Regions from separate parts of the Homo sapiens genome. Here region 1 is linked to region 2. Evidence: chromatin loops called from intact Hi-C (ENCODE). Cell type or tissue: A673. All regions are shown on one strand. Links, peaks and the distances in the headings refer to the core of each region. The heading gives the core; the rest is flanking DNA.

Region 1 (16,087 bases), core at 4,798-12,797, 400 kb before region 2:
CCGACACACCACCCCCTACCTGGGAGCTGCCTCCCATCCTGCCTGGATGCAGCTCCACCTGCTCTGAGGAGAGGGTCTTGGGGAGCCTGTTCCAGGAAGACCTTGACCCTCCTGGTGGAGAAATCCAGGCCTGAGTCCTAAAGATTTGGGGGCAGCAAACTGTGGGCTGTGCCTCCCTCCCTGCATGCTATTCCTCTCCAGTGTGTTCTTCAGGACCCAGATTGGGCTCCCCCTCCTTCAGGAAGCCCTCCCTGATGCCTCCAGCCCATGCTGGCCTCTTCCTTTCGTAACTCCTGACCCAAGCTCTGCAGGGCAGTGTAGGGCTAGGGAGGAGCATGGACCTTAGTGGCAGAGGCTGGGGTTTGAGCTTCCTCTGGCCTACCAGAATGTTTGATCTTGGGCAAATCGTTTGACTTCTCTGAGACTCCATTTCCTCCAGATAGAATGATGTATTTGAATTCACTCGTTCATACAAGCATGCACGCATGCATTCTGTGGTAACGGAAATTAAGGCAGAGTTTAGTTAAGGCACAGTGGGAATGTGAGGAATGATGTTCTGGCTCAGCTCCCCTCCAAGGACACCTGCCCTCGGTGTCCTCAGCAGAGTGGCCACCCTTCTGGGCATCCTGGGGCCCACCTGATGACACATGTTCAGGAAGCTGGATCCCTGGAAGAATGTGGGGATTCTGGGATCTCTGCTCCCCTGGGGAGATACCAGGCAGTCCCCTCTTGACCTCCTCCTGAGAGCCCAGGATGCAGTGGATGGAGCACTGGCCTGGGAGTCACAGGGCTCTGGCTTCAGACCATGCTTTTCCCCACTGCAGCCCCCCAGGCGGGCCACCGGCCACCTGTAAGTCCCTGTGTCTGTGCCTCTACAGTGGGGCTAATAACACTTGGGTACTGGCTATGGATTTACGATGTGCCAGTCACAAAGTTGAATTCTTATCCCAGTGACTCCTCACCACGGTCCTGTGAGCTGGGTCACTCCGCAGATGAGAAACCCCAGCTCCAAGGAGGAGACATGGTTTGCCCAAGACCACACAGCTGGTAAATGGCAGAGTATCAAAATCTCACATGTACTCCGTAAATACGTACAAATATTATGAATCAATAGAAAATTTAGGACAAAGAGCCAGGATTTCAGTGCCGCCTCCTCCAATGGGCTCATCCATTCTGTGTGGACACATTGTGTAAACCTCGGTGGACATGTGTGGAGTTACTGTTACTGTCCTTCCACGCCAGTGTCCACTGGCCAGGGGAACAGGGTCCCAGTCCTCATCTCTGCAGCTCTGAGCCCATTTCCGATATCTCCTGGGGTTGGTGTTTCTGCACAGAAATGCAACCACCTCCCTGAGCCCTGCTGTCCTCCTCCAAGGGCCCAGTGGGCAGATGCTGCTGCTGATGGGGAAAAAGTTGATCCTTCAGCAAGTTTTAATTCCCAGAGCCATGGTCCCCATTAGGCTGTCTGCAGCTTGTGTGCAGTGGGTGGGAAGCAGAGAGGGAGAAATGGCCAGGCTCATTCATTCTTTTTCCCTTCATTGCCCAAATGTTTACCTGGCATCTATTATATGTCAGGTACTATGTTTTCTGGTGGTGGCTACAGAGCAGAACTGGGACTCATTCATTGGTTTACGGGTGACAGAAAGACATCTCAAACTGACCCAAACAGAAAAAGAAATGCATTGGTTCATGAAACTGGAACATCTGGGAGACTGCTGGCTTCAAGTGTGCCTTGATCCAGGGGCTCAAGCAGTTGTACCTAGTCTGTGCAGGCAGGTGTACAGTAGAAAGCAAAACAGACAAGGGTCGCTATCTTCTGAGGCTCATGTTCTGTCTGCCCTGACCATCTCTCTTTTTCTATTTTACTCCATCTTTCAGAGATTTGTCTATCTGTGTCGGCTTTCTTTTTAGACAGTCTCCTCCTACAATGGGCACCTGCAATGCCAGTCTTATATTCTACCAGCTTAGCAACCATAAGGAAAGGAAAGAAAGAGCCTCTTTTATGCTATTTTCTGCAAGTCCAAGGGCAAACTCTGATTGGATTAACCTGGATCACATGCCCATCTCTGAGCCAATCACTAAATTCAGTGGAATGGAAGTCACTGATTGGCCAGGCCTGAGACACATGTTTATCCTTAGCGCCAGTGCTGCAGGGCTGGGCTCTGTCCTGGTCAAAGAACCTAGACAAAGAGTATGTGGTAGGCGAGAGGCACAGTTTCCAAAGGAAAAGTTAAAGAATGTTAGATGTGGTGAGAGGATCGTGAGCAGGTAAACACAATGTTATTGTTCAGAGTGAACCTAATTCCTGCCTCTTGCTTGGCAGCTGGGCTGGGATGGCCAAACTCAACTGGACTTATGTGGGTGACCCTGAGGAATCTCCACAATCGGAGGGAGATGATTCACCTGCAATCTAGCACCGCCCCTGGGCTCTGACATCCTGGCTTAGGTGACCATACCTGACTTCAGTCCACCTCAGCTGACCCGGTCTCCATCTGAGGGGTGAGGGTGGGCAGAGCTGTCCTGATGCTGCTGGGCCCACAGAGTGCATGCTGGCTCAACTACTTCCTGGCTGTGAGACCCTGAGTAAGTTTCCCAATTTCTCTGAGTCTCGGTATCCTCATCTATAAAATGGGAATGATTAAACTGACCTTGTAGCAGGTAGGGTTGCTGTGAAAGCTAATGACAACACCTGTGACTCCCCTAGCCTCAGCACACAGTAGATACTAACTGGTCTTACTGTTTTACGAAGAGCTCTGGAGAAGGAGGCTGGTGCATAGGAGGCTCCTGATAATTCTTAGCTGTACTCTAATCATGATGACGATGACAATGACCATTAATGCCAGTGATGGTGACATTTGCTGCCCCATTCCCACATCCACTCTCCCGTCATCAGGTGTCAGCCCCTCCTTACTGGTCCATGTCCCCCAAGGCTCTGTCACCAAGGAGGGGCTTCATTCTTTCTCACTGGCTTAGTTGATCCTGTGACCCACATATCAGAGGACGGGCACGTTTGCTTTGGTCAGGACTTCATCTTGCTGAGCTCACACTGGGAACTAAAGCTCCCTGGCCCAGGCCAGCGGTGACCAGCATGAGCTTGTGTCTTTCCGTTTCTGATTGTGATGTTCACAGTTCATAATCTGACCGAGGTTTATTCTCCTTTCTCACCTCCCGAGGAGAGACCATCATAACAGACCTAGCACCAATTTCCTATGACTATCTGGGCACAGCTTTCCCATACAGACTTATGGATTCTTGGACCACCAAAGGAGGGAGGAACTAGGGGATCATCTCGTCCAACCCCCTCATGTACAGCTGGTGAAATTGAGGCCCACTGTGGGTACATGATCTGGCAGGGTTACACAGTACATTGGTGGCAGTGCAGTGGCTAGGACTCACTCTTCTGACCTGCAGCCGATACTCTCCCAGCTCTACCTTAGCCCACGGATTTTAGGCCTGGAGTGCTGGCTGGGCCCAGAATTTCAAGTCTGGGACAGACAAGGGAGGGGCAAATTTAAATAGAAGTTGTCTTAGTCTGTTTGGGCTGCTATAACAAAATACCATAAATTGAGTAGTTTATCAACAACAGAAATGTAATTGTCACAGTTCTGGAGGCTGAAACATCCAGGATCAAAGTGCTGGCAGATTTGGCATCTGGTGGGGGACGGCTTTCTGATGCAGAGATGGCACCTTCTTGCCGTGTCCTGACACGGCTGAAGGGAAGGGACAAGGGAGCTCTCTGAGGTCCCTTTGATAAGAGAGGTAGATGGAGCTGGGCACAGTGGCTCACACCTGTAATCCCAGCACTTTGAGAGGCTGAGGCAGGTGGATCACCTGTGGTAAGGAGTTTGAGACCAGCCTGGCCAACATAGTGAAACCCCGTCTCTACTAAAAATACAAAAATTAGCCAGGTGTGGTAGTGTGCACCTGTAATCCCAGCTCCTCGGGAGGCTGAGGCATGAGACTAGCTTGAAGCCAGGAAGCAGAGGCTGCAGTGAACTGAGATCATGCCATTGCACTCCAGCCTGGGAAACAGCAAGACTCTGTCTCAAAAAAAAAAAAAAAAAAAAAAAGAGAGAGACTGTGAGGCTGTCACTGTGGAGTCCATGTCATAATGGGCTGAAGTTTTCTCAGTGGAGGGGAGATGGGGGTGGGGCCGGCAAGGGCTGCCATGGCACAAACCCCATTCATGAGCGCCATCTCCATGACTTAGTCACCTCTCAAAGGCCCCACCTCCTAATACCATCATCTGGGGGCATGAGATTTCAACATGTGATTTTGGGGGAACACTAACATTCAGACCACAGCAGGAGGTATGGACCTTGGTGGAGAGCAGGAAAATTAAGCTTTGTTAATAAAGACCTCACACTAGGCCCCTGATGCTCTGAAGGGGCCAGTGAATGAGTTTCTCCAGTCCTGACTGGGGCCAATGAACAGGCTTACCCCAATGAATGCCATGGCAGTCTGGGATGAAATTGTGACGGATGGGCTGGGCGCGGTGGCTCATGCCTTTAATCCCAACACTTTGGGAGGCCAAGGCAGGAGGATTGCTTGAGGCCAGGAGTTCGAGACCAGCCTGAGCAACACAGCAAAATCTCCATCTCTACAAAAAATAAAAAAGTTAGTAGGGTGCGATGGTGCACACCTGTGGTCCCAGCTACCTGGAAGCGAGAGTAGGAGAATCTCTTGAACCTAGGACTTCAAGGCTGCAGTAAGCCATGATTGCACCACTGCACTCCAGCCTGGGCTACAGAATGAGACCCTGTCTCTAAAATAATAAATACATAAAATGAAAGAAATTGTGATGGGCTCACAATGAAATTAGAAGAATAAGGTGACTGTAGCTGTAGCTGTCAGTGTCAAGTAGCCATGTGTCCTTTGTTGGAAAGGCCATTTACCATGAAATGTGTTGTTTTTACTTTTGGTTCAACTTTCCCTTTTTAATGAAAGGATTGTGAGAGCCAATTTTAGTTTCTGCTCTGGAACTTTCTTTCTTTTTTTTTGAGACAGAGTTTCACTCTGTCACCCAGGCTGGAGTGCAATGGTATGATCTCGGCTCACTGCAACCTCCGCCTCCTGGGTTCAAGCAATTCTCTGCCTCAGCCTCCCTAGTAGCTGGGATTACAGGTGCACACCACCATGCCCGGCTAATTTTTGTATTTTTAGTAGAGTCGAGGTTTCACCATCTTGGCCAGGCTAGTCTTGAACTCCTGACGTCGTGATCCATCTGCCTGGGCCTCCCAAAGTGCTGGGATTACAGGCATGAGCCACCATGCCCGGCCCTGCTCTGGAACTTTCTTTGCAACCTCTGCAGAGTTTTCTTAATGCAGAACATCTCTAAGTGTTCAGGACACTGTGTTTTGCATGTTGTGTTCCTCAAACGTATTCAGCCATTGTTCTCAAAACACCAGTTACCACCACCCAGAACTTGTGTTCTCCTGGCCTTTAAAAATCAGTGTGATCGGTGAATGAACATTCACAGAATTGGCTGGGCTTTCCTGAGCGTCTGCACCCAGTGTTAGGAGGTGTGAGCCTGCAAGCACGTGCCTACTCTGTTCCTCTGTCATATGTGGTAATAAATCTTTCTGCAGAGGCACAGTGATTTTGGAGTCTCGTCTCCCACATCCCAGCTCATCCAAATCTCTGAAGACAAACCAAATGGGCAGGGGAAACAATATCCCAAGAGATCCATGGGTTTACCAAGTTGCTCTTAGTAATTCACATGTTATCAATTTCATAAGAATGTTTCTCATGCATCTGTGCTGCGGGTCATGGGATCAGGACCTCATGGCTGGAATTTTAGGGAGGCATGAATCTCACTGGTGTCTCTGGAACTCCTGTTCCAGGGGTCTCTGAGGCTTGGGTTTTGTGACAGGTTTGGTGATCACATCATCAAGGAGGTTGAGTCACCCCCACTGTTTCACATAAGAATTGGCCCAAGTCCCTCCCAACCCAGGGTCATCTGGCCTTCCATCACCGCCCTTCAGTTAGCACCCTCTACTCTCTGGATGAAAAGCAGTCATATGACTGGCCCCCTGGGACCTCAACATGCCAACCTCTCTGGCTTCATCCTAGCCCTTGCCCCATTGGTCACCAGCCTTCAGCCACCCACGTCTCCACGCAGTTCCTCCGGAGAAAGAATCATGCTTCTTCTCACCTCTAGGCCTTTGTACATGCTGGTCCTTGACCTGATGTTCCTTCTTCCCATCTCTCCCCACACTTTATCTAGAACACTCTCTCCTTTTGTATCACCACTGAAAAGCCACTTTCTTCCTTCCTCTCCTGCCCCTGACATGATGGGACACAGACCCCTTAATGAAATAGTCAAATCTGTTCTTCATTGTTCGATGTCTGTCTTCCTCCTAGACTGTAAGTTTCCTGAAGTCAGAAATTGCTTCTGTCTTGTTCGCCTGCTGCCTTCTCAGTGTTAAGCCAGGGCCTGACATACAATAGATGCTCAAGGAAGTGTTTGTTGAATAAACACAGGAAAGAATGAGTGAGTGAATGAATTACCTCTATCTGCTCCATTGCTGACGATTTCCAGAGCTCTGCAGGATTTGTAAAGATTCAAACCTCTAAAGAACACAGTCCCAGCTATGGGACCCCCTGCCTGCCTGCCCCTTGTCTTCCCTCCTCTCCTCTCCTTCATGCCTCCACCAGTTCATCATGGCCCAGCCCCAGCAGTCAGTCCTCAGAGGGTGTTGCAGGGAGTCCTTCGTATACACAGAAGTTACAACTCCTTCCTCCCTGGACCTCTGGAGCTTTCTAGGCTGGAAGAGCAAATATTCATCCTCTGCACCCCTTCCCACTCACATCATCCACTTAAAGAAAAAGGAGGCCAGGGCGAGGCAGGCAGATCACGAGGTCAGGAGATCGAGACCATGCTGGCTAACATGGTGAAACCCCGTCTCTACTAAAAAATCCAAAAAAATAGCCGGGCGTGGTGGCGGGCGCCTGTAGTCCCAGCTATTCGGGAGGCTGAGGCAGGAGAATGGCGTGAACCCAGGAGATGGAGCTTGCAGTGAGCCGAGATCGCGCCACTGCACTTCAGCCTGGGCAACGGAGTGAGACTCCATCTCAAAAAAAAAAAAAAAAAGAAAAAGAAAAGAAAAGAAAAAAGAAAAAGGAGGCCAGTCTCCAGGATTCAACTTAGAGCCAGCTGTTTGTGGGGCGAGTAGGTAGGAGTGTGTATTAACACTAACTGAGCATTTACTATGTGTGAAGTACTATTCTAAACCCAGTAAAGGTTTCAAATCATGCAACCCTCTAGAAAACTCTATGAAGTATAAACTATAATTTCCCCTTTATACATGGGGAAACTGAAGCACACAGCAATCAAAGAAGTTGTCATAGTTGGTGCAGTGGACATTTGCACGTGGGCTTCAGGGCCAGGCTCCTGAGCACCGCATTGCAGGGCTTCTTCATGCTGCTTACAATGGTGTCACCAAGAACTGAGCCAGGTGACTCTTTTCCTGGGCCTTTAGGAACATGCAGAGGGCAGGACTCAGTGCCTTGTACTCAGCAACAGGAAGTCAGGGTTGGGGCGTGATGGCACGAGAGCCGGGAGTATGAGGGGGATCTGACATTTAAGGGGATGGTGGAGAGAGCCTAGGAGGGTAGATCAACACCAGAGCAGCAGGTCAGGGCCACAGAAGGGAGAGGCCAGCCAGGGAGATCTCTGGAACCCCAGGCAGGAACATCTGTCTGTCTTGTTTTTTTGGTGCTGCGGTCCCCTGCCCTTTGACCTAGGCTTCTGGAATGTCAGTGGTGGGTCGCAGCCTCCTCTTTGTGGTCCTGCAGGAAATGGAGGAGGCTGGTAGGCTTCCTAGCCTTGGGTAATATGGGGCAGAGAAAGGCCAGTGGTTGCAGGAGGCCAGACACAGTGAGTTTGGAGGATTCAGGTGAGAGCCGGACCTAGGAGCAGCAGGTGCTAAGAACTGGCCACTCCTAGGCATTCTCAGCCAGGAACCCCACGTCTCAGGGGTTTCGGGCTGAGGGCCCGTGATGTGCACATGAAAGCCTGGGCCCCTCAGGAAGCCCTTGGCCCTGGGGACATGGGGGTTCTGCCCTGCATGTACACAAGCTTCTCTTCCAGCCCCACCTCTGACCTCCCCTCCCTTAGCAGCCTCATCCAGGGAAGCGGGAATCAACTCCCCCAGTCGCAGTTTTATTTTCATCCATCTCCACTGAGATATTTGCCCAGCGAATGAAAACACTTGTATTCATCAGAAACTTGGGAGCCAAAACAAATGTTTCCATTTATCTGTCTTCCAGTGCCTCACAGAGCCCCAGAGAGGGGCAGAGCTCAGTGGCTGGAGGAACCGTGGCCATAAGAGGGCGATCTTGCATCAGCAAAATGATGCTGTGCGAGGTCCCGGAGTGTGCGCTTTTCTGGACCTAATCCACCTCCCCCCGCCACTCCCCTCCCCACGGCGATCCCGATTTTTAGGATGACTTCTCTATAGAGTCCAGGCCACCGGCGACAGGAGGACGGATTTGATGAGTCTTCACAAGCCTCTCTGCTTGCTATTATTATTATTATTATTATTATTTTGTGATTATTTTTGTGGAGGGAATGGCTTGGACCCTGACTCATTCTGTCAGCTCGGGCCTTCTCAGTGAAGCTCTTGCCAATCATTGATTGATCAATGTGTTAAAAATAAAAAAAATCTCACCCAGGGCAAGCCACAGACTCGGAGAAAATATTTGCCAAATACATATCTGGTAAAGATATGCCCAGAGCACATAGATAACCCTCAAAACTCAACCATAATAAAACGAAGACCCTAATTATGACAGATTATCCTCTGAGCAGACGCATCACCAATGAAGAGCTAGGGTGAGAAGTAAGCACATGAAAAGATGCTCAACGTCGTTAGTTATCGGGACGGACCAAAGAAAACCACAGCGGGATGTCACTTCACCCGCCCAGGATAAAAGGGCAACTGCCTGCACCAGGGGCTGGAGGGATGAGGAGTGGCTGGGGCTCTTTTCGGGAATGCGGAGTGCAAAGCCACCTTGGGAAACAGCTTGGCAGTTTCTTAGAAAGTTGAACACACGCCACCATATGATCTGGTCATTCTGCTCCAAAGTGTTTACCTGTGAGAGAAGACATATGTCCATGCACACATTTGTGCACAAATGTTCATAGCAGCTTTATTTATAGCCACAAACTGGAAATGATCCAAATACTCATCAACAGGTGCATGGAGGAACAAAATGTGATTCATCCATACAATGAACATTTTTCAGTAATAAAAAGAAAGGAAATGTTGATACATATCACCTAGAGGAATCTCAGTGTAATTATGTGGAGTGGAAGAAGCCAGACAAGTAAGAGAACATAGTGTATGATTCCAGCAGATACAATTCTAGAAAATGAAAACTAACTGATAGTCATGGAAAGCAGATGAATTTTTGTCTGGGGCAGAGGAGGCAGGCATGGTGGTGAGTGATGGGAGGATGGGAGGGGGGCTGACCGAGGGGCAGGGGACTCACCTGGGGGTGATGTGTATGTCTGTTACCTGGACTGTGATGGTGATTTCACGAGTAGGTACATATGTCAAACTCATCAAATCAGTATGTTAAATATATACGGTTTATTGTTGTAACACAATAAAGCTGTTAAAAATTTTTAAAGGTTACTACATCGTGGAGTCCTGAGAGCTTTGAAAGACAAATGCGTTTTGCTCTGTGAAAATGTGCATCACTGGTCCCCAATTTCTCATCCCCTCTCGAGCAACCACCCTTTTCCGTGTAACTTTGCAGTGCTGTGGGCGGGCAACATGTCCTGTCCCTTGGCAGAAAACAGATGGTTCCCCCATATGACTTGCTTCGGGCAATGGGATGTCGGCAGACGTGACGCTGCTGTGACGCACTTGGGCTGGCTCTTGCATCTTACCACTGCTGTGAGAACATGGCTGGACAGCCTTCTGAAGGATGAGAGGCACACGGAGCAGAGCCAAGTTTCTCCCGTCACCCCATCCAAATTCAACTACATCAGCCAAGGTCAGCCAACATCAGCCAGCAATGATGGAACCCCCCAGACATGTAAGTGAATCCAACCAAGAGCAGCAGGGCTGCCTAGCCAACCTACAGCTGACCCCAGAGGAGTGAGCAATAAATGTGTTCTGACGTTAGCCAGTGAGGTTCTCTGGGTTTTGTTAGGCAGTTTTATTGTAGGAATAGGTAACTAATTCAGGCCCTATCAGAACAAACAGTCTGGGTCTATCTGGGAAGACTTCCTGGAGGAGGTAAAGCAAATTGTTTTGTTGTTGTTGTTGTTGTTAAGTAAGTATTTTATTTTACCTATTTTTTAATTTTTTTTATTTCCATAGGTTATTAGGGAACACGTTGGTGTTTAGTTACATGAGTAAGTTCTTTAGTGGTGATTTGTGAGATTTTGGTGTACCCATCACCCAAGCAGTATATACTGCACCCAGTTTGTAGTCTTTTATCCCTCACCCCCTTTCCAAACTTTCCCCCTGAGTCCCCAAAGCCCATTGTGTCATTCTTATGCCTTTGCCTCCCTATAGCTTAGCTCCCACTTGAGTTTTAATAGTGAGTGTGAAGTGGCCAGAGGGATAACAATGGGAGGGCAAAAGAGAAGGATGTACAAAAGTCCATAGGCTTGAGAGAACTTAGTTCAGGAAGCTGGGACCATTGCTCAGTGTGGCCAGAACCAAGGGTGGTCCCTGGAGGGGGATGGGATGGAGAGAGAAACCTGCCCCCATCCTGAGGGTCTTGAATGCGAGGCTAAGGCATTTTTAGAAAATAGGGAGCCATGGCAGGTTTTCAGTGAGGCTGGCCTTCTAGAATGATCATCACATGGCCAGGGCAGAGGGTGGATTAGAGCCAGCAAGAGTTGAAGTTGAGGCTACAGTGCAGGTGAGTGAGAATGATGGCCTAGACCCTGGCTGGGATGGAGACCCCGTGAGAGCCATTTGAGGGACAATGACCCCACAGCGGGTCCAGGTGGCTGGTGCCGCCTTTACAGAATATTCCCCCATTCCCGCCTTGTCTCAACTGGGTCGTGGAACTCGTGGCCTGGGTCAAACATACCCCTCACTGTGGCCAATTAATTTCACCTGGCCATCAATTTGTAAAGATTTACTAATCAGTAAGAGCTGGGCAATATCATGTAAGGCTCCAAGTGCAGAGGGTGCAATGAACTGCACGGGATGCTTGCAAGGTTATTGTATTGATAAGAACCCTGATTTACCTCCTGTGTTATTGTGCGTTACCTGTGACTAAATGCATCCTTTCATAATCAATCCACATTTAATTACCATTACAGATTGATTAAACGGGAAGGATGCACTCGGGTGGCATAAAGGAGGAGGTTTGTATGAAGGTGCAGTCGACATCAATGAATGGGGCTTCAGCTTCCCACTTGCTGCTCTATTAACTCCGGCAAGCTTTGCAGGATCTTTGTAGCCAGGAGAGGGTTGCAAGTTACTGGACTGCTACCTTCTAGCTATGTCTGTGGCTTCAGGCAATTCACAAAACCTCTGTGGGTTGCAGTTTCCTCTTCCTTAAAACGAGGGTAGTAATATCAACAGCAAAAAAGCATGAGCTAGTTCTTTCCTTTCAGACCCGCTGGGAGATAGTCACCCTCCTACCTTGTCCCCACCCCAGCCTAAAGCCTCTGCAGACAAAGGGCTCTTCTCAGTCCCTGGGGCAAGAAAGAGGAACTCTATTCCCTCTTCTGGGCTCCCTGTGGCCCAATCACAAGTCGCACCTTGTAGAGAGTGCAGGACTAGTGCCCTGTATCAAAAACCTGCCTGGAAGACTTAGCTCTTCTACATATAAAAGAATCTCCAAAGATTCATCATCATCTAATATTTATTCCAGAGACTGGAGCATGCAGATAAGGTGAGTGTGTGACGGCAGAAATGCAGAAAAGGTGAGTGTGTGACCGCAGAAATGCAGAAAGAATTGACAGTGTCTAAGCCACAAAGTGCCACACTCACATGGTGTATTGTGGGTTTGGCTGGGGGACCGAGCAAGAGGAAAAAACCCACTCTAAGATGATGGCGTATTCTGATGGGAGTTTCTCCAGTGACAGAGGACACTTCTGAGAATGGCAGCATTTTAGAGCCTCACAGTCATCAAAACCTAGAATCTTATAGTACTGAGTCTTAGAATGTTGACTTTAATAAGATCTCAAATTATAAAACTGAGAGTCAAATGTCAGAATCACAGGATTTCAGGATTTCAGGGACCTCAACCATAGTCTTGCCCAAACACCCGAACAGCATCCAAGTCATTCTAACATGTGGGGGCGAAGCCCTCCAGGCAGAGGGAAGAGCAAGTGCAAAGGCCCTGAGGCAGGAGTGTGTGGGATGTGTTTGAGGAAGAGAAAGACCTTGTTCGACCTCCATGGGCTGCTAAGAGCCCGAGATTTTGGGGCATGTCAGGAATAAGGAGAGGATGCTCCCCACAGGGCTGGGCAATTTGAGGGCAGGTGCCCAGTACACAGTGGGTGCTGATTAAAAGCCTGCAACATTCAGTTCAGGGCCCTACATGGTCAGAGAGATCCTGACATTGGGAGAGATGCCTGGGTGTGAGGAGCCTGACTGGGAGCCAGGTCGGGGAGGGTAGGGAAGGGTCCTGAGGTGTTTCCTTTTGGAGAAGAGAAGGGGGCGCCTTCCAGGGGCCGTTGGTGTAAGGTTTGGGCTGCACATGGAGGCCCCAGGTGTGGCCCCAGATCATAAGGAGGTGGGTCTGGCCAAGTGGATGGGAAGATTGCCAAGTCACACAGACCCAAACTCAAGGCCAGGCAAGGTCAAGGACCCCTTGTGTGGCCCTGGGCTACAGGGGGCACCAAGAGAGTAGAGGACAGCCTGACAAAGGGGCTCGGGATTGTTCAGGATTTACTTCTGTGACACGTGAACAAGCTCAGAGAGTACCTGCCAGAGGCTGGGGCAATGCCAGCATCCTGGGGATGCTTTTGAAGGACAGTGCTCATCTAAATGTGGACATTCTGGGAGGCTTCATTTTGGCCAGTAACCTCAGGGTCATGCTGCAGAGAAACACCACGGGAGGCAGAGGTGGGAGGGCTAAGGGGTGGGGGAGCATGGAGTCAGGAGAGGCTTTGGAGAGGCGAGGAGAGGGTCACCGAGGGACATGTGTATGTGGGCCTCTAGAGGATTCAGAGAACACTAATAAATGTCCACTAACTAAGCACCTCGTCTACTGTGTGCCAGTTTATGAATGCATCCACTTGCAACTTTTCATACCTACTATGTGTCTGGCCCCATGCTGTGACTTGAAAAGACAGCTGGGATTGAGACAGATGTGGCCCATACCTTCATGGGGCTGTTGCTTGGGTGAAGTAGATGGAGGCAAAAACCCTTCAATAAACAAACAGTGAAACTGATAGAATGAGGTGTGTGCCACAAAGAAAACCAGAAAGGGCCAATATAGAACTTTGCCTCCTCACTGAATCCTCCAAAGCATCCTGTATTTACAAGATCCTATTATAAGCCCATTTTACAGCTGAGAAATCTGAGGCCCAGAGAGGTGAGTAACTTGTTCCACGCCCATGGCTGGAAAGCAGCAGAGGCAGGATCTAAGCCTGCAACCAGCAGACACAACAGACTGGCTGGTCAGCCCCACCTCACGCCTCTCCCTGAGGACATGGTGTTGTCAGTGGTGTTGGGAACCCGCCATCCACCAGGGGGACCACAGAGCAGGCGCTGCCCCGTGCTAAAGGGGCTTTAGAGTCAGCGGAACCTGGGTCTGAATTCTGCCTCCTTCACTTGCTTGCTGTATGATTCTGAGTGTGTTTACGGCATTTCCCTGTGTCTCAGTTTCCTCCTCTGTAAAACGGGAGTGATGACCTCTATCTTGGAGGGCTGTTGCAGGGATCAAATATGAGAAAGATGTAAAGTGTTTCTAGTCAGTGTTGAAAATGCTTTTCAGACACATGGGGCAGGAGTGTTAAAAGATGTGCTTCATGTATTTGAAAAAGGCCTATGTTCCCCCTCTCTCTGTCTCTCATTGCTTTCAGAAGCTCTTTCCTTAACCACACACGGGGTGGAAAGAACGCCTTGTCCAGAAGCCGAAGGACACTGAGGCTCTAAACTCCTGCTGTGTGGGCTGCAGCAGGCCACTGCTCTTCTCTGACCCTCAGTTTCTTCATCTGTAAAACTGGAACATGATGCCCCACTGGAAGGCTATCGTGAGGGCTGGACACGGCGATGTAAATTGAGGGCCAAGCGTGGAGCCGGCATAGAGTGGACACTAAAATACACCAGGCTGTTTCATTTGGCAAAAGGGGTTCAATTCTGTCTTTTAAACTCATGCACTTTGGCATATTTGGCTTCTAAATATGCAGTGAGGCAGGAAGAGCAATGAGTCTGGAAGCCAGAGATTCTCGTGCATCCATTCTCTCCTCTGTCTCAGCTTTGCATTGTACCTTGGGTGAGCCATTGCACCTCCCTGACCCTCTGTGTCTTCATCTACCAGACAGAAAAAATTACACTTACTCCTAAACCATAATGTTTGGCAAGACCCAGTGAACCTCACAAAGCACCCCCAAAAGGCAGGCAGGATGAGGAGTTCTCCCTGTTGAGCTGTGTGAGCTGCCCAGATTGATATGCCTAGAAGGCACCCCATTTGGAAGTAAACACAGGCTCCATTTAAGGATGCACGGAAGGTTGGAACACTTTATTCCTGAACACATTTATGTAAAATTAATTGCATCACCTGTTCTCTGCATCTTCTAATTGCAAAACCAATTAACTTTAAAATGCTCAGCACAGTGTGGCCAAGGGAAGGGAAGGCAAAGACCAGGCTGGCTTTGCAAACTCTGTGCCATTTGTAGTGGCCACAGTGGCCCTAGGAAGTCCCAGCCATTCCCATCTGCTGGCCGAGGAGGCCCTGTGGGATGCTGGGAGACTCTAGGAGATGAGCAAGACCCTCAGAGTCTGGGGCTGGAAACTTCCTAGCACAAGTGAGCTGAGTGGTCATGGGCCAGGTGATGGAGTGGACATTCCCCAGTGGTGGCCAGAATGACCCAATATCAACTGCCCCTCCACCCAGCACCCCCATTCCCTTTACCCTGTATTTTGTTCCCCTCTGCCATTTTCACTGCCCGACTGGCTGTGTAGCTATTTGTTTATCATGTTTCTCCTCAGTAAAATGTTGACTCCACAAAGACATGTCTATTGCACCTCCTGCTGTGTGCCTGGGACCTAGAACAGTGCCTGGCACATAGTAGGTGCTCAGACAAATGAATGAATGAATGAATGAATGAATGAATGAATGAATGAATGAACTAATGGACTTCAGCTCATTGTGAGATGGGATTTTCACAGAATTGAAATGGTCCCTGGTGGGATGAACCGTCTTAAGGCAAAGGGTGTTCACTCCACCCCTGCAGCCATTTGCGAGCCGTTAGGTTGAGGGAACACAGGCACTGGCTGAGGGGATATATTTGTTCTTAAAACCTTTTACCAGGCCCCACGTATGCACCCCTTTCTGTCTGCTCTGCCCAGAGATTTTAGGCTCCTCTCTCTCAGGGGAAGGGAGTGATTTGGTATCAATCAACCTTGAGCTCAGCTCATGTTTCTTAACTAGCTGGTTAACAGCTTACTTCTTTGTGACTCAACTTTCTCATTTCCTGAGACTTTCAGGGCTGCAAAGAATGGGGAGAAAATATGCTTTGTAAAGGAAAAATGCACACACACAGCGTTCATTGACTTCCCCCCGGTTTCCAGCGTCTGTGAATGCACACGGTACCAGCTAACAGCCACCAGAAGGGGTCTGGCTGCAACCGAGATTGTGCTGGGAAAGAGGCCCGGGCAGCAGTCTCCAGTAGCCAAAGCACCGGCATGGCCATATTAAAGCATTCGGTTCCAAGCCCCTCCAGGAGGGAGGTGTGGGCAACAAGGGGCAGCAGTGAGTGGGCAGGTGCGGAGAATCGTGTACTAATCCCCCCTCCTCCTTCCAGGAAGCCTCACTCCTCTGCTCGGGCTGCTGTACCACATTTCAGAGACTATCTTGATCTCTCAACACAAGCAGCCGATGAGATATTCACACATTCAGGGTGGGGAGGATGAGATCCAGGTGGCCTTATGTGATT
Region 2 (16,087 bases), core at 4,781-12,780:
AGAATTTAAGCAAGCTATTAATCAATATGGACCAGGTTCTCCTTTTGTAACGGGACTGTTAAAGAATGTTGCTGTCTCCAGTCGGATGATTCCTACTGCCTGGGATCCTCTTACTCGAGCTTGTCTGACTCCTGCTCAGTTCTTACAATTTAAAACTTGGTGGGCAGATGAAGCTTCCATTCAGGCTGCTCGCAATGCCCAGGCCCGACCTCAAATTAATATAACTGCAGACCAACTTTGGGGGTCAGTGGCTGGGCTGGTTTAGATGCACCAGTGGTCATGCAGGATGATGACACAGAGCAGCTTAGAGGAGTGTGCATTAGAGCGTGGGAAAAAATCACTTTGGGAGAAGAGCAATACCCTTCCTTTAGTGCTGTAAAGCAGGGACCAAAAGAACCGTACACAGATTTTATAGCTTGGTTACAGGAGTCTCTAAAAAAGGTGATTGCAGATTCGGATGCTCAGGATATAGTGTTGTGGTTACTCACCACAGGGATTGCTTAAAAGTACTCAGGTGTCCTCCAGCTTAGTTCCACATTCTCCAACCGTCGCTCTGGCAACCCTCTGACCTGGGTTCAAGCCCACATTGGACACCATTTGCTGAGACCAGCTCAGTAATGGAGACCTGAAACCAGGGGTGCTAGAGGAATTAAAGACACACACACAGAAATATAGCATGTGGAGTGGGAAATCAGGGGTCTCACAGCCTTCAGAGCTGAGAGCCTCGAACAGAGATTTACCCACATATGTATTGACAGCAAGCCAGTGATAAGCATTGTTTCTATAGATTACAGATTTACTAAAAGTATTCCTTATGGGAAATAAAGGGATGGGCCAAAATAAGGGGATGGGCTCTGGCTAGTTATCTGCAGCAGGAACATGTCCTTAAGGCACAGATAACTCATGCTATTCTTTGTGGCTTAGGAACACCTTTAAGTGGTTTTCCACCCTGGGTGGGCCAGGTGTTCCTTGTCCTCATTCCAGTAAACCCACAACCTTCAGTGTGGGCATCATGGCCATCACAAACATGTCACAGTGTTGCAGAGATTTTGTTTATGGCCAGTTTCGGAGCCAGTTTATGGCCAGATTTGGGGCCTGTTCCCAATACTTTGTTCCTCTGAGCAGCCTCAAAACATAGCAACATGCATCAACATTAAGAACATCTGTGCATCAAGGGACCCAATCAACAGAGTGAAAAAGCAACCTATAAAATAGGTGAAAATATTATAAATTATATATCTGATAAGGGGTTAACATCCAAAACATGGAAAGAACTCTTACAACACAACAAGAAAACAAACAATCAGATTTTTTTTTTTTTTTTGAGATGGAGTCTCGCTGTGTCCCCCAGGCTGGAGTGCAGTGGCGCGATCACAGCTCACTGCAAGCTCCGCCTCCCAGGTTCATGCCATTCTCCTGCCTCAGCCTCCCGAGTAGCTGGGACCACAGGCGTCTGCCACCATGCCCGGCTAATTTTCTGTATTTTTAGTAGAGACAGGGTTTCACCGTGTTAGCCAGGATGGTCTCAATCTCCTGACCTTGTGATCCACCTGCCTCAGCCTCTCAAAGTGCTGGGATTACAGGCGTGAGCCACTGCACCCGGCCACAACCAGATTTTTAAATGGACAAAGGACTTGAATAGACATTTCTTCAAAGGAGATATACAAATAGCCAATAAGCATGCGAAAAGACACTCAACATCACTAATTAAGGAAATGCAAATCAAAATCACAGGGAGACACCACCCACATCCATTAGGATGCCTACTATCAAAAACAAAACAAAACAGAATACAACAAGTGATGGTGAGGATGTGGAGAAATTGGAACCTTGTGCACTGTTGGTGGGAATGTAAAATAATGCAGCCCCTGTGGAAACAGTATGGCAGTTATTCAAAAATTAAAAATAGAATTAGTATATGATTCAGCTATTTTACTTCCTTATATAAATCCAAAAGAAGTGGAGATTGGGTTTTAAACAGATACATGTATATCCATATAGTTTTAGTTGGGGATCTCCAGAGAGACAGAACTGATGATAGGAGACATAAAGAGAGATATGAGAAGACATATTAGAGGAACTGGCTTACTCCATTATGGAGGCTGAGCAGCCCACCATAGGCCATGTGCAAGCTGGAGAACCAGGGAAGCCAGTAGTGTGGCTCAGCTCAATCTGAAGGCCTCAGAACCAGGGAAGCCAATGGACTCTCAGTCCAAGGCCAAAGGCCTGAAAGCCTCTCAGGGAGTTGCTGGTGTGGAGTTCAAAGATCGGAGAACTTGCAGCTCTGATGTCCAAGGATAGGAGAAGGGTAGAAGAAGCAAGACTTTGCCCTTCCCCTGCCTGTTTGCTGCATCAAGACCCTCAGCTGAATGAATGGTGCCTGTCCACATTGAGGGCGGGCCTTCCCCACTCAGTCCACTGACTCATACACCAATCACCTCACAGACACACCTGGAGCAGCCCAATCATTTCAATCAAATGCCAAACCACCTGGGTTTCCCTTAGAGCACAAGACAGATGGGCTCAGCACCCCCGAATTCCACCCAAAGCAGAAGTCCTTTCCCAGGGTTCTGGTGCAAAGCAACCCTCCAGGGGTGGGCATTTGGGAATAATTAATGCTTATATGTAAAATGGGTAACCGTCTGGGTATCCCTTAACCCAGTCAAGCTGACATCCCAAATCAACCATCACACATATTCACAGCAGCATTACTCACAATAGCCAGAAGGTGGAAGCAACTCAAGTGTCTGCCCATAGATGGATGAATGGATAAACAAAATTTGGCATGTACACACAATGGAATATTATTCAACCTAAAATAGGAAAGAAATTCTGACACAAACTACAAGATGAATGAAACTTGAGGACATTATAAGCAAAATAAGACAGCCACAAAAAGACAGATAGTATATGATTCCACTTCCATGAGGTACCTAGATGGAGTCAAATTCATAGAAACAGAGAGAAGAATGGTGGTTGCCAAGGTCTTGGGGGAGCAGAGAATGGGGAGTTAGTGTTTAATGGGTACAGAGTTTCAGTTTGGGAAGATGAAAAATTCTGGAGATGGTGGTGGTGATGGCTGTATAACAACATGAGTGTTCTTAATACTACTGAACTGTACATTTAAAAAAGGTTAAGATGGTATATTTCATTACATGTATTTTACTATAATTAATAATTTTTACTAATATATATGACAAAAGATGTATGTCCTAAAGCTTCTAGAACCACAAGACTATGATGGAGACACAACATTGAACAATCCAGAACTCTCAGACTAGCCAGGTCTCCTAGATTTTAACTCTCATCCTTTACTTGGAGAGGGAAACTAAAGCTCAGAGAGGCTGTGTGAGCTCCCTGAGGTTGCACAGCAGGTTAGGAGGAAAGTCAGACTCACACCTTGCCCCTTGCTCGTTCTCTCGATTCTGCACCTAGTTCCCCAGACACTGTCTCAAGTGGCTTCCAGAAAACATTTACCAGGACCCACATTTACATCAACACTCATGACTCCTGCACCAAGACCCAGAGGGCTCCAGGGCAGTCATTCTGGCTTGGTATTTGAGGACCCCTTCCCATGGTGCTCTGCATACTCCCAGGACCCTTCACTACCCCTGGACCCTGAAAACCTGGGCACCTCCTCTCCCCTTCATTTCCTATCAAGACCTCGTTTTATATCCCAGGCCTTCCTCCCCATCTGCCATATGCGACGCTTCCTTCGGCACATCCTCTGCATCCCACAGCTGCCTGCCACACTCTGGCGGAGAGGCAAGGCTGTGGGCTCACACGGGGGTTGAGGGCCCCCGTGATCACCCTCAGCCAGTGACAGCACACTGCAAGTGGACACCCAGGAGCAGCCTCAGCCACCAGGCCCTAGGAGGAGGGTGACACCTTTCAAGGAATCATGACTCTTTAGTGGCCACTGCCTTCCCATTCACCCACCCCTCCTTCTTAGCACAGATTACAGCCTCCACCTTGATGACTGTGATCTGATGAGGCTCTTCCTCTCTCCCCAAAATGTTGGAAAGGATGATGATCTGTGGGTCAGAGTCCTTGGTTCTACTGTTTACAGGCTATGAGACCCCAGGCAATCAAGTCCCCTCTCCAAGCCTCGGTTTCCTCATCTGTAAAATGGTGACACAAGTAATGAATCCTAGTGTGTATAACATTGGAATAGAATTATCAAGCAAAGTCCCAGACTCTTAGAAAGGGCTCAATAAGTGTTCACAATAAAGGTTTCTTCTCTCCTTCTTTCATTTCAGTGAACTAGGAAGAGCGTAAGTTTTGACATCAGGAAGTGCTGGGCATGAATCTTTGATCCACGACTTAGCGGCTATATGAACTTGGACAAGTTGCTTAACTTCTCTGAACTTGTTTCCTCTTTTGTTAAAACAAACAAAAACGGGTTCTCCTCTCATTGAGTTGTTTCATTGAATATTAAATGAGTTACAGCAAGCCAAGAGCCAGCAAGCCAGCACAGTGCCCAGTACATAGTAGGTGCTCAACACATGCCACCTAATCCCTCCCACCAGGTCCCCCTCCCTGCATCCTCTGCACAGACAAGCTGGGTCAATACCACATAAAACACCACATTGACCCCACTTGGCCTTTCTCTTCTGTTCCTGCCCCGCTGGCCACGCTGAATAGATTTCACGGCAGAAATGACTGTTTTTGCAGAAACTGATTGTGATGAAGCCTGAACACAATGATTCAGAGACCACAGGAAGTCGCTGCCAACACAGGCACTTACAGGAACAATGTCTATGGGGGAGCCTCCTGGAATCTTGGGGCAGGGAAGAACCTTCTCTGTCTTTAGGTCCCATGCCATGAAGTCCTGAGTGGGCTTCTGAAGCAGTGACCCTCTCAAGGGTCATCTCATGCTTAGCTCCCTGCAAGAACAGGGGAGGTAAAGAATATGGCTGGGGTCTCAGACAGACCCAGACTCCAGACCCAGCCCCTCCACCTACTTCCTGAGAGGACTTGGGTAAATCTTTTACCTTCTGGGGCACAACGTCCTTGCATTTCATAGCACTATGAATGACAGCCACGTCTGGGTTGTGGTGAGAACCAGATGGCTCAGCTCATAGAACATGCTCAGGGCCTGGCACCCATAGGTGTTAATAAACGGTAACAATTACTATTGAGATTTAAGTCCAGCATTCCTCCATTACTAGCTGTGTGGCCATGGGTCATCCCTCATATGTTCTGAGACTCTGCTTTACAATCTCAAAAAAGGGATGAACAGGCCGGGCGCGGTGGCTCACACCTGTAATCCCAGCACTTTGGGAGGCCGAGGCGGGTGGATCATGAGGTCAGGAGATCGAGACCATCCTGGCTAACAAGGTGAAACCCCGTCTCTACTAAAAATACAAAAAATTAGCCGGGCGCGGTGGCGGGCGCCTGTAGTCCCAGCTACTCGGGAGGCTGAGGCAGGAGAATGGCGTGAACCCGGGAAGCGGAGCTTGCAGTGAGCCGAGATTGCGCCACTGCACTCCAGCCTGGCGGACAGAGCGAGACTCCGTCTCAAAAAAAAAAAAAAAAAAAAAAAAAGGGATGAACATTCTTACCCCACAAGGCAATGGGACCTAAACCGCCTTGTACAGGGCTTGGCACATAGTAAGTGCTCACCATATGAGCAGTCCCTCTTCCTCCTTTCTCCCCTCTTCCTCCTGAGGCAGCCTATTATACCTGCTGGACATCTTTGAATTACAGAGAGTTCTAGAATTTATCCTTATTGGTCCTTAGCCTATGAAGTAGAAAAGAAACCAGCCAACTAGAATTGAGTCACAGATACCTAGGTGAGATGGTGTTTCCAGAGGGAAGAAGTGATCTCTGGGGTCAAATGCCGCTGAGAAGCCAAAGGCCACAAGGACAGAGACATGTCCACAAGGAGGAGGCATAGGAAGGGTATTTGTAACCTTGACAAGACAGAAATCAGACTGTAGTAGGCAAGAAATGATGGCAGTGGGGAGGAAGAAGATGGAGCCAGCTTCTGCAGGTAACTGGTTCAAGTGGAAGGGGGCACAGAAATCCACTTAGTTGGCTTCATAGAGTCAATGTAGTATGGGCAAGAAGAGAGAGGCTGGAGTTCCAAGTGCTAGCAGAAGGCAAGGCCTCTGCAGGGGCAGAAAAGTGTGTTCCAGGGTGTCTGGGGAGGGTGGTGGAGAAGGTAGGCCTGACTCGATGCGCTGACTGCACCTGTAGAGGCTTCCCCACCCCCAGACTTTCCCTCCCCATTCCATCGTGTTCCTTCTTTTCTTCCAAAAACCAGCTCAAAAGTTTCCTCCTTGAGCATGTTCTTCCTGAGCCACCTCCCTTCAGCCTTGCCTGGCAGCCCGGTGAGGACAGGAGCATGAGGTTTGGAAATAGTTCTAGACTAAATCTCCTTTCTCCCTTCACTAGTAATGAGCCCTTACTCAAGTCCCTTGACAAGTTCCAGTTTTCTTGTCTGTAGAATGGGGCAGCCCCCAGGCTCCTTTTCAAGATCAAATGAAAAATCAAGTGGAAAAAGAGCTCTGCAAACAGCAAACTAGTGCCTGAGCACTGGCTAATGGCTCCACCTGTCTCCCTTTGCGGTGTCCCTTCTGCAAGCTGGAGTGTGATTTGTGTTTTCCTTCCTATGTTTCATGATCGCCTTCCATGCAGAAACTGGCACCTAAGAACTGCTCAGACAGCAGGAGGGCCATGGAATGAGCTCACCACGTGAAAGCAGCTAGCTTACCCTACCGGATGGGGCACACATCTTAGGCTGTGCTGAGATTCAAAGAGTCACTATAGCCACACAGTTGGGGCATGCTGGGGCAAGCAAAGACTTGAACCTAAGCTTTTGGTACCCATGCTCTTTGTGATATTGGGAAATCCAGGCACAGCTTTTGAAAGGTGAAATTTCAGCATCCGGGCAGCCAGGGGAGGCAGCTGTTTCGTGGCTCTGCCTCGGCCCCCTCCAACAGGCCCATCCCAGTTGCTGAAAGATCCAGCATAGTTTTAGTTAAGATTCTGAGCCCAGGAGGGAAGCAGGAAATGATTCATTTTCTCCCTCAGCCAACGTACACAAAGGTACATTATTAATATTTACTCGGGGGCTTCTCCAAGGACCACAACAGCAAATCATAGGAGAGGAGGAAATGGAAGATGAGCTTCACTAGGTCTGCCAGCTGCCTACATGTGGGGTGAAGGGGCCCTGCCGACCATGCTACCTGGCACAGCCCCCACCAGTGCTGGGCCTAGACGGGGCCTTGAGGTTCATTCTCTCCAACCCAGAGAGGGAAGGGGACTCACCCACAGTGACTCAGCAAGGTCACCACAGAGGAGGGAACAGAATCTGGGAATGTGGAGGGATGGACCAAGCTGTGAGCCTCAGGGCCCTCGTCTGCAAAATGAGGAAATAAACACTGCCCAGGCAGTTTTGAAGGAAGATGTAAAAGAACGACCCACAGCATCTGGCCAAGAACAGGGGCTCCACAAATAACATCAACGTGAGTGCTAATGAGGACATCGGTGACAGGGCCTGCCCCCATTTCCCAGCCTGCTTTGCAATAGCCCCGGGCACCCCTTCCTGGGAAAGCATCCCTCTCCCCAGGCTGGGCTGGGCTAATGAAAACCAGGCTGAGAGAGTATCAGTTACTCTGCACAGGAAATGGTCCCTCTTCGTCTTTCTAAGATCTCCTTTCACAGGGGCCAGGCAGTAGCCGTCTGCACCCTGCTGTTCTCCAGAAGACCAAGCCCTACTCAGGCTCAGCAGCCACCCTTGCCCCTTTCTGTGGCCCACTCTGTGTCATCGTCTGAGGAATGGGGCCCAGATGTGGTTTTTTTCCACCTGGCAGACACCTGCTGACAGCTTCTGTCGCTTGGCGGCTGTAATTGCAGTGCTCTCTCCCCTTTATGCCCTGCTAGGCACAGACTCCATCTGCCTCTGCCAGGGAGTTTATTAAATAGTTTATTAAATCTCTCTGCTTTTGCTTGCAAACTGTCTCTTTTAGAGATGAAAAAATACCGAGACCCAAAGAGCTAAAGTGAATTTCCTGAAGGCCCCACAGCTAGAAAAAGACTGAGCTGGGAGTTTGTGGGTGACTCTGATTCTGGCTGGTGCCCCCACCCCTGCTCCAAGTCCCTTCTGAGTTCCCACTGCATCTGCAAAACCAGATCCTTACACAAAAGCCCCTCTCCCCTGCAGCTGAGCAGATACTGTCACTTGTGACTCAAGCAGCCCTGATTCCCATGAGGAAGAGCAACTTCCTGATGCTCAGAGATGCCCAGAGCCAGATGGGCTCTGACCTCAGAAGGCAGATCACTGAGGTCCTTGGGAGGGCAGGAAACCTGCAGTGCTGGGGCCCAGGCCCTGAACCCTGGTGGCTGGGGTGTTCTGGGGCCTCTCTCCTAATTAACCTCCTCTCCGCTGTGTTTTCTCCCTCCTGCTCCACGTCCCTTTCTTCCTCATCTCCCAAACCCAGCCCCTCCTGGGATCATCCATTCATCCCTCAGGCATCATGTATAGTCCACTTGTGGCTGTTCATCCACTGGGCTGGCCACACTGGGAACGCAGAGAGGGACAAGACCGTGTCCCTGTCCTCAGGAAGCCTCCAGTCTGGCTGGAGAAACAGACACAGAATCAATCACAGCCCAGCCTGGCCACTGCTGATGGGGGAAGATGCGCGAGGGGCTGGCGAGCTAGGGGCAGGCAAGGCCCTGGACATGGAGACAGGGAGGACTTCTGGGAGGAGGTGGTGTCTGCGCTGAGACCTGAAGGAGAAGTGGGGGAGCCAGGGGAAGGCGCTCGCTAGGGGGGAGAAGGTTACTGTGGGTGGCAGCAGCCAGGCACAGGCACGGCACTGGCAGAGAAAGGGGGAGCCTGGCACCCTTGGAAATGGTAGGCAGCTCTGCGTAGCCAGAGCAGGGTGGGGAGGAGGAAGAGGAGGGTGGGGAGGTGCAGAAAGATGGGGCTGGGGTCCACCTGGGTCAGACCACAGAGGGCGTAGGGAGGGCTACAGGAGGAAGTGACCTCTGTAAGCATCGGGGAGAGGGTGTTCCAAGAGGATCTGGGCTCCTCAGATCCCCCAAATGGTGGGGAGGGGAGAAGGCTTCTATCTTCCTCCCTCCCTCTGGCCTTCTGTGTCTCTCTCTCCCACCCCCATCTTTCCCCCTCTCTGTGTCCCTCCTTCTCTCCCCCGTCCCCCCTCCCTCCTCCCCTCCCCTCTCTTCCCCTCCCCTCCCTCTCCTCTCCTGCCTCCCCTCCCCTCCCCTCCCCTCCCCTCTCCTCCCCTCCCCTCTCTTCCCCTCCCCTCCCCTCTCTTCCCCTCCCCTCCCCTCCCCTCCCCTCCCCTCTCTTCCCCTCCCCTCCCCTCTCTTCCCCTCCCCTCCCCTCTCCTCCCCTCCCCTCTCTTCCCCTCCCCTCTCCTCCCCTCCCCTCCCCTCTCCTCCTCTCCTCTCCTCTCCTTCCCTTATACTCCCCTTTCCCCCATTTCTCTCCCTCCCTCCTTCCCTCCCCACTCCCCTCCTCTCTGCAGACCCCTCCCCACCTCCTCCCGGCCCCGCCCAGCCGCGCTAGTGCGGCCCTGCGCCGCCACCTTCAGGCCGTGGCCGGGAGCGGTGCGGCACCCCCAACAACACCCACAAGGAGGAGGTGCGGGCCCGGGTCCCGCCCTAGAGGTGGTGGAGGTCCCGCCCCGACCGTCCTGGGGCCGCCCCTCCCCGCAGCCTGGGCTCTGCCTGCTCTGCGCCCACGCTGGCATCAGCCCCAGCTGGCTCCGTCTCCACTAACGACCCTAATTACCAGCCAAGCTCGGCTCCCCAGGGCCCAGGCGCCAGAACTGATGACTTTAATAACAGAATCCCTTCCCTTTCACGGCCTGCTCCGGGGACCACCGGCCTGAGGATGCAGCGATCTCTGCTGTCCTGGGAGGGCGGGCCACATGGGGGTTCTACACCGTCTTACACATGGGGAAGGGGCTCGGCCTGGCCAATATGGTGAAACCCCGTCTCTACTACAAGTACAAAAATTAGCCGGGCATGGTGGCACATGCCTGTAATCCCAGCTACTCAGGAGGCTGAGGCAGGAGAATCACTTGAACCCGGGAGGCGGAGATTGCAGTGAGCTGAGATAGCGCCACTGCACTCCAGCCTGGGCGGCAGAACAAGGCTCTACCTCCAGAAAAAGAAAAAGAGAAAGAAAAAGAAAAGAAAAGAAAGATAGTAGTTACAAAGATGAACGATCCTTTATCACAAACCCTTGTAGTACAGCACATCTCCCCATGATGTTTTATCTTCTATACAAATAAGCATTGTACCTAGGTTGGGCACGTTCCTCCTCTTACCTTCGGGAACACCCTGCTGTGCCTATGGAGCAGCTACTGTTTATTCTTTTACTTGCCTAATAAACTTGCTTTTCTTTACTCTGTGGACTCTCCCAATTTTTTCTTGTGTGAGGTCCAAGAATCCTCTCTTAGGGTCTGGATCAGGACCCCTATCCCTTAACAAAATGACAGTGGGGTGACAGTTTTCACGCTGGGTGATTGGAGCTATGACACTGGCCTGTGACAATTCCTGTGGGAGCCCAGAGAAGGTGCTGGCACACCGGGCGGGGGGGGGGGGGCTTCCAGAAGGGTGAGGGAGGGGGCTCTGAACTGGCTTCACAGAGTGGGTGGCATCTGAGCAGGTTCATCCAGATGGAGTAAGAGTTTGCAGGGGAAAGATGATGGGAAGGGCATTCCAGGCAGGGGAGAGGTACCCAGAGGTGTGGAATCTGGAAAGAGCAGAGGCTTTCAGAGATAGGGAGTTTTGTGTGGCTGAAGACGGAGGGGAAACCGGTGGGTTAGGCTGGGGGAGCATCAGAGGTCAGATGAGGAAAGGTATCGGGGACCTTCTTCACCAGGCATGAGGGAGACGAGGTAGAAAGTAATCGTAACATTAACAGCCACAGCTAACCCTCACTGAGGGCTTCCCATCTGCCAGGAACATCCTGAACACTCTAGACACTTCGTTCACTGATCTTAAGGGGAAGGCACATTATCACTGCCTCTATTTTATGGAGACAAACAGGCAGCAAGAGGTTAAGTCTCTTGACCTAAGTCATTGGTGAGGGAGGAGGCCAGGGTGCCATCTTGGTCTTGGGCTGATGGTGCCATTCGGACACCCACTCACTCAGAGAAGAAATACCTACTGCAAGCCTGCTCAGACTTTCTCCCTGCCCTCAGGTAGCTGACACTTCAGTGTAGATGGATGATTCCTGGGAAGCCATGTAAACACACAGCTAAAGAAGATCATTTCAGGCAGTAAGAAATACCATGAGAAAAACCCAACAGGGAGAGGAGTCAAGGGACTAGGGTGTGGGTCCAAAGGAAGAACTCCTCCCATAGGCTCAACTTCTAGGACATACCTGGCAGCCCTTCCCCTCTAAGGACCTCCCTTCCCCTCCTGGACACTGTGGGGGCTGCAAGGAGAGTTTCTGATGGCCCACCTCTGGGAAAATGCTTCTCAAGACCCCTCTTCTTTCTCGCTAGTCTCCTTCTGCTTCAAGCACTGGCTTCCAACCATCTCCCTTGGGGATACCTCAGGTTAACGGCCAAGAAAAGCAACGTTTTTGGCTTCCCCTGCCAAAGGCCAGGGGTGGGAAGGGACATCTCTGACCCTTGGAAACATAGCCTTGACTTCTCTCTTCATGGGAGAGTAAGGAAGAGTTTCCCTACCTTATGCTGTTTGGTTTCCCACAGGTAGTCCCATGCTACCTATAAAATATTAGACACAGAGAATCTTAGAGCAATCAAGCCTTAGATCCTCAGACTTAGCATCAAATTATAGACTCTGAGACTCTTAGAATCATGGAATGTTAGAAATCGAACACGTTAAATGGCATGATAAAATTATGGAAGTTTTAGAATTAAAAAACAAGATCTTGAAAGTCTCAGAACCCTAGGATTTTAGAATTTGGAGTTGAAAGGAACTCCTGGCTCCATCATTAACAGCTGATGTCTTTGAGCATTGATTTATTCTCTGTGCCTCAGTTTCCTTTCTGTTAAAAGGGAATAATAACAATTTGTGACTGACAGCGTTGCTATGAAGAGTCAATGAGTTATTATATGTGGAGAGCTGAGCCCAGTGCCAGGCACTCAGTGAGCTGTGAGCTGTACTAATGCTCTTACAACTAATCTAATTCACCTTCCTTTGTAATACGGTTTAACTGGTTACCCACCCCTCCACCCACCTAGCTTCTGTGTAGGAGGCCATGCAACTTAGACTAGATTCCCTCCTAATATGAGATGTTTATTTCCATTGGAAGCAACCTTTATCATTCCAAAACCTGCTGTCCTGTCACTTCCTGCCTCTCTTGTCCCAGTACTGTCCTCTATAGGCAGAGACTCCCTCTCCTCAATGGCTACACAGCCATTGGGAGCTCAGCCTGCTCAGCCTCTCCTCCTAGATGGCCAGGTGGAGGTGGTGCAATTTGTCTGGAAGCCTCCCCCATCCCCATTCTCTTTTCTTCTTTTCTCAGTATCCTCTGGCCCTCCCCCAATTCCTAGGTTTCCTAGGAGCTCCAATATCCTGCTTTCCACAGACAAAAGCATCCATTAATCCCCCTGAGGTCAGAGGGGCTGTGCACTTTGCAAAGGAAGCCTGCAGAAAAAGGCATCATTCAACCTAAAGCCTCAGTGTAGGTGGATGATCCCTGGGAAGCCATGTAAACACACAGCTGAAGAAGATCATTTCAGGCAGTAAGAAATACCAGGAGAAAAACCCAACAGGGAGAGGGGTCAGAGCTCAGGGGTCACCTGGGGCATGACAGATCATGGGATCTGTCGATGGTGGGAGCTCAGGGGCCAACCCGGGGCATGACAGATCAATGGATTTGAGCAGAGGGAGTTTAGAGTGCCCCTACCCCAGAACGACAGCACCTGAAAGCTGCCCACTTTGCTTGGGTGCTCTCCTTCCTTCCGGGTGCTTGGCATCTCTGAGGGAAGGAACCATCGCCCAGACCGTTGCCCGGGTGAGGCTGCACACACAGATCTGCACTAATGGTCGGATGCAACCTGCAGCAATGACTGAATATCCAGCACCAATAATTCCCCAGCTTTGCCACTAGGGGCTCCAGGAAGGAGCAGCAGCAAGGAAGCTGGACATCTGCAAGGCTCCCATCACTTCCCAAAGGGCACTTTATGGTTGGGCAGAAGAATGGGCATCTTTCTCCCAAATGGCCTTGCAACTGCTAGGGCATACTTGGGCTCTTTCAGTTAAAACACTGGTCTGCGGAGAGAGATATCAATAAGTAGAAATTAGCTTATTTCTGGAAATTGAGTGAGAAGGGAGTCTGGGCTGGTTTTGTGTTTTAAACTATTTCTCTTTTCATCCTACCTCTCTGCCTCTGATGCCAACGCCCTGAGGGCAGAAGTGGAGTTGACAGGACCAGAAGTCTCGAGCCAGGCCCCGGCAGTCAGCAGAGAGACCCAACCAGGCCTGGGGCCTCTGCAATGGCCGAGGACATCAAGCCTAGCCTCAGTGAGGACACCAACAGAGCTGGGCTCTAATGGTGGGAAAGAAGGTGCAGGATGGAGAGAGGCTCAAGAGGGGGAAGAACAACCTATGTTCCAGCCCCTCTTTCCCTGCCCCACACCTCTTTATGCTGCAGGTGCAATCGCTTGTCCCTGCTCCTCAGGCGTGCTGGGCCCCTCCAGACCATGCTCCTTTGCACATGCTGTTCCTCTGCCACGAATGTCCTTCCCAGCCACATACCTCCTCCTCCATGCAGTCTTCTCAAGCTGCTCTCCTCCAACCCCAACTCCACCCCACGCACCCACCTCAAGCTTTATTCTTCTAAGGCCTCTTCCAGCTCCAGGTCTTCATACTCTTAGAAGCTCCTTTCTCCATCAGATCAAACATATCAAGATTGCACATTAAATCAGTGTATGTATATAACTACATAAGAGCCAAGGAGAGCACAAAGTGACAGTTGATGATGTTACATTTTGCAGAGATTTAATTAAACATGTCAATTTGAAGGTTGTATCTTTCTGTTTGTATTTGAATCTCATAACTTTTTTCAGGCCTTAAACATGTTGATAGGGCCGAATGAGCTTTAGTGCCTCTGTAGATGGGGATTCAGATGAGCTCAGCATCCTGGGGTCTTAGAGGTGGCAGAGAGCCCTGAAGTCATCTTTCTACTCTAGATTTTTCAGGGCAAGATGGAGAGTCAGGGACAGAGAGAGGCGAATGTGTCTGAGGTCACAGAGAAGATCATGGTAGGTCCAAGAGAAGGAATTGGGAACACCTGATCCAAGTCCAAGGCCACATCTCCCACAGTTTACTGTGTGGACTGGGGCCAAGGACTTTTGGCCTGGCCTACCCTCTAAAGTGGACCCGAGAATCAAACCAAATCCAAATATTGCAGTAGCTGCTGTGTTCTGGGTGGTCCCCATGCATGAGCCCTGATGCTAAGCAGTGTGTGTGTCTTTCCCCATTTCTCCCTCTCAACTTTCAGTGAGGCAGGTGCCATTATTGTCTGTCTCTCCTTGCAGAGAAGACCACTCGGTGAGGCTCAGAGAAGAGAAAAGACCAGCCAAAAAAAAAACCCTGCCGGGCACATGGCAGAGCTAGGAGTCCATCCCAGACAGTGTAGGGCTAGAGCCTCCAAGCCACCCCTGTTCTATGAGCCCCAGGCAGAGAGAAAAGGAGGGAAGGTGGTGGGAGGGGAGAGGAGAGAGGCTCCTTCCCTTGGATGTCTGGGGGAGATCCAGGCCATGGTCTGGCACATGCCGCAGCACATCCTGTGGGTTCATGTGTTCAGATGGCCTGACCCTCTACAGGGAGCATCATGGCATGGGCTTGAACATGCCAGATACGCCTTAGCCCTGAGCAAGCCCTCTGTCCCCAGGGTCCCAGGGAAGGCAAACTGCTCCACAGACCTAGCTGAGTGCAGCAAAAACAGGACAGCAGAAGGGATAACACCATCAGATGGACCTGGGCTGAATCCCAGCGCCACCATGTCCTGACGGCTGAAACGTGGGCAAAGCTCTGCCTTCCCTGAGCCCCAGCTTCTGAATCTGCAAAACGGACACAGTGTCTAACCACCACCTTGTAGTATTGTTGGGGACTTGAAGTAAAATGAGATAGAGGAGGAAACTGGTGCTCAGAGATGTTAAGACAGGTGCCCGGGGCTCACACAACTGGTAAGCTGTGAAGCCGGAATGCAGGCTTTACTGTCCTCTGTTCTAGTCTTCGCTCCCCAACTTACAAGCCATAGGACCAGTGAATTTACCTTCTTTTTTTGAGATGGAATCTCGCTCTGTCGCCCAGGCTGGAGTGCGGTGGCGCGATCTCGGCTCACTGCAACTTCTGCCTCCCAGGTTCAAGCAATTCTCCTGCCTCAGCCTCCTGAGTAGCTGGGATTACAGGCATGCACCACCATGCCCAGCTAATTTTGTATTTTTTAGTAGAGATGAGGTTTCACTACATTGGCCAGGCTGGTCTCGAACTCCTCACCTCGTGATCCGCCCACCTCAGCCTCCCAAAGTGCTGGGATTACAGGTGTGAGCCACTGCGCCCAACTTGATTTTACCTTCTAAGCCTCAGTTTTCTCATCTGTGAAATGTAGATAATGATACTGTCTTGCAGGTTTTCCTTTGGTATTTGCAATCTTGTGTTTAAATTGTCTGGTACCCAGTAACATCCATGACCTGGTAGTTAAAATGATGGTGATGATGGTGATGATAATAAACAGGTTGGATTGAGCAGAATTAATAGGGAGAAGAGAGTTGATTAAGGGAATTCCTGTCCCCACCAGGAGAAGGAATAGGCTGATTATCTACTGATGCTCCCACTGCCCATCCCTCTTCTTCCTCCTACCCCTCACCACCAGCTCCAGGAAGCTTATGAGGGACACTTGTGGGGAGGGCAGCTACTTCCCCTGTGAACTTTGGCTGCTATTCTTCCTCACAAAGAAGATTCATCAGTCATTACAGGCATGAGAAGTATGACTGGTTCTGCTCTCCATGGAAGTGGGGGCTGGAGAGATGAGAACAGGGAGGGTGAGGTAGGTATGGGCAGTTGGATGGCAGGTGGGGCTTGGCTTGTTAGTGGGTGACCCTGCAGCAGTCCTGCTGTGAGC

What was found. A loop is a pair of places that touch in the nucleus more often than their neighbours do. Peaks named below come from ENCODE experiments on the same cell type or tissue, not always from the same donor. Only the 100,000 strongest peaks of a DNase experiment are listed, where the experiment ranks them.
Region 1: a loop joins it to region 2, with 9 times the contacts of the local background. A loop is called at or near these places in 8 of 110 quality-filtered maps.

What each region holds. Positions count from the first base shown.
Region 1 is chr1:30,103,894-30,119,980 of GRCh38, reverse strand. No RefSeq gene overlaps it. Among named protein-coding and RNA genes, the nearest start is that of LINC01648, 74 kb to the right of the region's middle. RefSeq lists an enhancer at 12,792-13,293. In A673, for the core only: a CTCF peak has its summit at 8,304 (motif pointing right); a DNase peak (open chromatin) is centred at 8,330; H3K27ac peaks cover 348 bases.
Region 2 is chr1:29,700,709-29,716,795 of GRCh38, reverse strand. No RefSeq gene overlaps it. Among named protein-coding and RNA genes, the nearest start is that of LINC01648, 330 kb to the left of the region's middle. RefSeq lists enhancers at 6,735-6,834, 6,720-7,313, 6,404-7,603, 7,314-7,908, 9,284-9,784 and 1 more and a silencer at 9,469-9,798. In A673, for the core only: a CTCF peak has its summit at 9,584 (motif pointing left); DNase peaks (open chromatin) are centred at 6,895, 7,585, 8,175, 9,655 and 1 weaker place; H3K27ac peaks cover 3,751 bases.